Linked DNA regions of Homo sapiens: region 2 is linked to region 1. A link is a loop called in an ENCODE intact Hi-C map of the cell type or tissue named here. Cell type or tissue: PC-3. All regions are shown on one strand. Links, peaks and the distances in the headings refer to the core of each region. The heading gives the core; the rest is flanking DNA.

The links. Hi-C counts contacts between places; a loop is a spot of excess contacts. Peaks named below come from ENCODE experiments on the same cell type or tissue, not always from the same donor. Only the 100,000 strongest peaks of a DNase experiment are listed, where the experiment ranks them.
Region 2: it touches region 1 in a loop (7-fold over the local background); 1 of 110 quality-filtered maps calls a loop at or near these places.

What each region holds. Positions count from the first base shown.
Region 1 is chr3:15,767,898-15,770,823 of GRCh38, forward strand. All of the region lies in intron 2 of ANKRD28 (ankyrin repeat domain 28), which reads right to left. Among named protein-coding and RNA genes, the nearest start is that of ANKRD28, 29 kb to the right of the region's middle. RefSeq lists a silencer at 1,083-1,132. In PC-3, for the core only: no CTCF peak of the experiment used is centred there; a DNase peak (open chromatin) is centred at 1,274; H3K4me3 peaks cover 1,298 bases; H3K27ac peaks cover 2,068 bases.
Region 2 is chr3:15,659,128-15,662,053 of GRCh38, forward strand. It overlaps a transcript of BTD not described here. Among named protein-coding and RNA genes, the nearest start is that of MIR3134, 37 kb to the right of the region's middle. In PC-3, for the core only: no CTCF peak of the experiment used is centred there; no DNase peak of the experiment used is centred there; H3K27ac peaks cover 1,831 bases.

The DNA of each region.
Region 1 (2,926 bases), core at 242-2,741:
CAAAACAAAACAACAAAAACAAAAACAAAACTACTCTAGAAAGGGGCTAATTGTTTCCTGCTTCCCACAGGCTGGAAGGCACATGTGAAACTGAGCCCCTTTGACCATGGAAATGCAGGCCAATATACTAGCATACTGTCAAGCAACAAGATCTGGAATAAATAATCCTACAGAAAAGAGCTGCCTTACTAGCTTGGATCACTGACTTTCATGCTATTAAGATAAATAAACTTATTTAAAGTAGGTAGTATATTTGGGGGGCCTCTTACCATATTAGAATACTAATACAGTTTTCAAGATTTAAACAAATGAAAAATTATACTTCATTTTGTAATAATTTTCTTGTTTAGGAATCCCTTAATTACTTTAAGAAAAAATAGTTGGGCTATTGAGAATTAAAGTAAAAACCTGCTTGCTAGGCAAAAGAAGGATTAAATATCTACAGGCAATCCAAAAAAGGCTTAGCTGTAGTATGTGATGTTATTATACAGACGTATCTTAACATTTGGGAGGCTGTGGTGGGAGGATCACTTGAGGCCAGGAGTTCTACATCAGCCTGGGCAATATAGTGAGACCTCATCTCTACAAAAAAATAAATAAGTAAATAAATTAGCTGGGCTGGTGGCATGCACCTGTAGTCCTAGGTACTCGGCAGGCTGAGGTAGGATGGCTTGAGTCCAGGAGCTTGAGGCTGCTGTGAGCTATGACCATGCCATTGCACTCCAGCCTGGGCAACAGAGCAAGATCTTCTCTGGCGGGGGGCGGCGGTGGGGCAGGGGGGCAAATGTGTGTAACATATAATTATCACTGGTCTCTTCAAACATTTCTTCCTATAATTTTAATGCTGCTTTTGTCCTTAAAATAGTAACAGGTGTTCCAGTAAAGGGAGGTTGATATAGTGCCAATAATGTTAAATTGTTCAGTAAGCTAAGGGTTCTTTCTCTCACCACAATTAGCACAAGACCTTGTTTTTTATTCCAACATATACCACCCCAGGAAACAGAATGCTCTACACAGAAATTATTCAACAATTGTTGAAAGAGCTAACACAGAACCACTAAAGTAACAGAATACATGCAAAGATGTGTCCTAATTTAGTCATTTTTTTAAAAGAAAGGATACTTTGCCTAGGCTTTTCAGTGTTACTCATTAACACAGCAAACTTCCTAGAGTGTTTAAATATGATCAGATTTAGTCAAACTGAGAAACATCTATTGCACCAGATAAACCACACACATAGCACAACAACACAGAAAGTGAGTCATCTGTGTGTGAGGGATGTCTGGAATTCTATGACTCAATGCCTCTCGAATCCCATTAATGTGTTTTATGATTCATATGAACACAGTTTTTCCTCTCTGCAAATCAATTTGAAGAAAAGGGAGAAATACAACTGGCTAATTTTGAAAGAAAGAATTTATATATCATATTTTACTACAGTTAAACATTGAAAATTAGGTAATAAAATATTTAAGATTTCTTTCACCAAAATGTATTAAAATTAAAAAGTGACGATCCCCTTAGACACAGTAATTCCATTTTAAGGCTTTTTTAAAAAAAGCCTACATATCCAGATAAAATGATTAAGTATATTTATTGAATCACTGTAGGAGGCAAAATGCTAGTAACAACTTAAATGCCCACTAAATGGTTACCTAAAATTATAAAACACAAAAAATTCTTAATCTTTATTTAACTGACTCACAAGATTAACCAATATCCTCGGCTTCCTGAGTAAAATTAATAGATGACTTTGGCACATTAAATATTCTGACTAGTAGTTTACCACTAACAAGCCTACACAGTTTTGCTCCCATGATGGGGTATGTTTATCAAGGGTAAGCTGTGTTTGTTACCACAACTGAAGAATCAATAAAAGCAAACTACTGAAAAAAGGGAAGTGCTATTGAATTGGGTATGGCTGAGACAATTGGAAACACTAAGGCAAACAGTGAACAGTAAAAACCTTAGGGGTTTTGCCCTAAGATTATTTCTTAAGGGTCTAATTTCTCACATCAGCTACAGAAACTCAAAATGGAAGTTATAGATAATGCACTGTGAGTATGGTCTGAGCAAGGAAGAGTACACTGAACACCTGTCAGTGGACTCCACATCCATTGAAAAAGCCTTGGTCTAACTTAAAAAAAAAAAAAAAAGTTATGTACCTTATAGGCACTAGAAAGGATTTAACAAATTATGTTAGTGGAGAACACTTGCCATATAGGTTGTAGAAGACTTCCATATTGACTTTGGGTATGAGAATGAAGCACATTTTAGAACTACCTCTGACAGACAACTGTAAAACAACTGTTAAAACTAGTTCCAAGATGCATGCTATGATCCTCTTCCTCCAAGGAATACTTTGAAAACCTCTGTGGAACCTTAAAGTTTCAGATTATAATATGAAATATCATTAGCATTTATCAGAGCAATGTAACTTTAAAGAAAAATCATAAATAGTCCACATTTCTATTATCATCCTTAATAATTACTATGTATTGAATACATATATATACATATATATATATATATTAGATAGCATTACTGGGTACAGAAATCTAACTTAAACCAGTTTAGGCAAAATCGATTTAAAGGAAGGACACTGAAGCATCTAATGGAATTGAGCACTGAACAACCAAAATTGAGGAAAGGCAGGCATGTGGCTAGGTCGTAAGAACAATTGAAATCAAACACTTGAAACACTTTTGTCTCTGTTTCTTCTCTGCACATGAGCTGCTTTTTCTGTCTTCACAGAACACTTTTTTTCATGGTAGGGAATAAGCCATCCCAACTCCTGATATTTACTCTTAGAACTTCAGCAGCCCAAGGAGAAGTCTCTTAATTCAATCTCCCGGAAGAATATCTGATTGGCTTAATTTGGTGCTCACCAAATTTGCTCATAAATTTAATGCTTACTTCTATATTA
Region 2 (2,926 bases), core at 265-2,764, 110 kb before region 1:
GAGGGCATCTCCAGGGCTCTATGGGCCCAAGAATCCTAACTCAAAATTAGTATATCTCACACACCTACTCTAGGAAGCATAATGACCTAGGGTTCCTGGTGCAGTTTGAAATCCATTGCTGTGCTTATAATGAAGGTCGTGCTTCCACACATGGCTTCTCATCCATGACTGAGTGTGGGGGGGATAATAAGGCAGATCCATGCCTGGGAAGGGGGGCACTCTAGGTCAGTGGCTCACTTCAGTTCAAAGACTCCCAAGTGCTTTGCCAAATGTTCATTAGACACACATGGCAGGTAGGATGTTCCCACTCAACCTTTGATCTTAATCTCCTTCACTGGGGTTAGACTTGCATTGTGGTTTGACAGCTTTCCAGCCACCCCTGGCTCCATCATCTCTATTTCCTTTCACATAGGCGCTTTCTCTAGTAAAATTCTTGCATGTTTAAAACTGTCTTGACATCTGCTTTTTGGAGGACCCAGACTAACAGAGTTAATATTTCAATTTTTTATTCGTTTCCTTATCATTAACGACTTCTATTCACTCTAAGATGACCATGTAGATTAGGGAACTGAATGTCAGAGCAGCAAATCCCTCTTTTCTAAGATGCCTTTCAGGAGTGTGTCCCACATACTAGGCAGTGTGCCAAGTCCTTTATATGCAGTCTTCCCTTCAATCTCCAACAGTGCTGTGAGATCAGTAGGATGACTTTCCTTTTATCCTATGATAGGTCATCCTACTAATGACTGTCCTATCATTTCATAGATAGGACATCTGAGGTTCAGGGAGGTTTAATTATTTGCCCAAAGGTCACACAGCCAAAAAGTGACAGCGTTCAGATTCTAGACTGTTTATTATTTCATTTAATTCTTCTCATAAACCCAATGGAAAATATAAGCAAGAATAAGAAAAGCTAACACTCACTGGACGCTTAGGTGTCAGGCACTTCCCATGTATTTTTTCATTTAATTCCTACCACAACCCCATGAGGGAGGTACTATGGTCCTCATTTCACAGACAAGAAAACTGTGGTGGGGAGAAGTTAGGAGATTTGCCCAGGGTCACCCAGCTAGGAAGTGGCAGAGCCAGAATTCCTGCTGGGACCAACTGGCTCCAAGAGCCCATGTGCTCCCTCCTTCTTGCCTCCCACTCGTGGCAATACTGTCCCAGCCATACGGAAAGGTGCTTTACCTTAGCTGCTATTCATGTGGTTTTCTCTGCATCCGTTGCTACCCATGAAGGGAATTACAACTCAGGAAAACTGACCTTTTCCACTTCTGATTCGACTCCAGACACAGGTCTAGTCTTGTTTCAGAACCCTCTGCTTTTCATTTCATTTGAATCCATGTTAAAACACAATAGCCTACATATCCAATGTCTTACAATTGAACACTAAGAAGCCACCAAGGATCACATTTATTGTGTTTATATACAATGTGTTGACACAGAAATTTACAGCAAATAAAAAATTTACAAACCGGACATATGACTCCATTTAAAAATGACTCATATTCATAGTTATAGATTTGGAAAATATAAAACCAATTTATGTGTTTATGATCTCTTAGTGGCAAGTTTACAGGTGGTTTTGTTTAAAGTATCATACAGAGTAACTTTGCTCTTCTAAAAATCCTCTGTTCTCTGCCTATTCCTTTCCTCCCTCATATCCCCTGGCAACCGCTGATCTTTTTACTGCCCCCATAGTTTTGCCTTTTCCAGCATGCCATATTAAATTCCCAGGAGTAGGATTGCTGGATCATATGGTTTAAGTATGTTTAGTTTTGTAAGAAACTACCAAAATGTCTTCCGAAGTGGCTGAGCCATTTTGCGTTCCCACCAGTAATGAATGAGTTCCTCCAAGCTGGGCATGGTGGGTCATGCCTGTAATCCCAGCACTTTGGGAGGCCAAGGAGGATAGATCACTTGAGGTCAGGAGTTCAAGACAAGCCTGGCCAACATGGTGAAACCCCGTCTCTACTAAAAATACAAAAATTAGCCGGGCGTGGTGGTGCATGCCTGTAATCCCAGCTACTCGGGAGGCTGAGGCAGGAGAATCACTTGAACCCGGGAGGTGGAGACTGCAGTGGGTTGAGATCATGCCACTGCACTCCAGGCTGGGCAACAGAGCTAGACTCTGTCTCAAAAAAAAAAAAAAAAAAAAAAAAAAAAGAAAAAGAAAAAGAGCTCCTCCACATCCACACTAGCATTTGGTGTTGTCAGTGTTCTGAATTTCCACCATTCTAATTGGTGTGTTGTGGCATCTCATTTTGTTTCCCTGATGAGATGTGTGGAACATTTTTTCATATGCTTATTTGCCACCTGTATCTTCTTTGGTGAGATGCCTGTTAAGGTTTTTGGTCCAATTTTAAAAGTTGCTTGTGTTCTTATTTGTGAGTTTTAAGGGTTCTTTGTATATTTTGGATAATAGTTCTTTATCCGTCTTTTGCAATTTTTTTCCTCCCAGTCTATGGCTTGCCTTTTCATTCTGTGACAGTGTCTCACAGAGCAGAAATTTAAAAATTGTAATGAAGTCTAGCTTATCATTTTTCATGGGTGGTGCCTTTGGTGTTATATCTAAAAAGTCATTGTGAAACCCAAGGTCAGGTAGATTTTCTCCTAAGAGTTTTATAGTTTTGCATTTTACATTTAGTTCTGTGATCCATTTTGTTAATTATTGGGAAGGATGTAAGATCTGTGTCTAGATTCACTTTTTGCATGTAGTTGTCTTAATTATTCCAGCACCATTTGTTGAAAATACTGTCTTCACTCTGTCACATTGCCTTTGCTCCTTTGTCAAAGATCAGTTAACTATATTTATGTGGGTCTATTTCTGGGTTCTCTATCTGTTCCACTGATCTGTCCATTCTTTGACCAATACCACACTGTCTTGATTACTGTAGTTTTATAGTATGGGTAGTGTAAGTTGGGT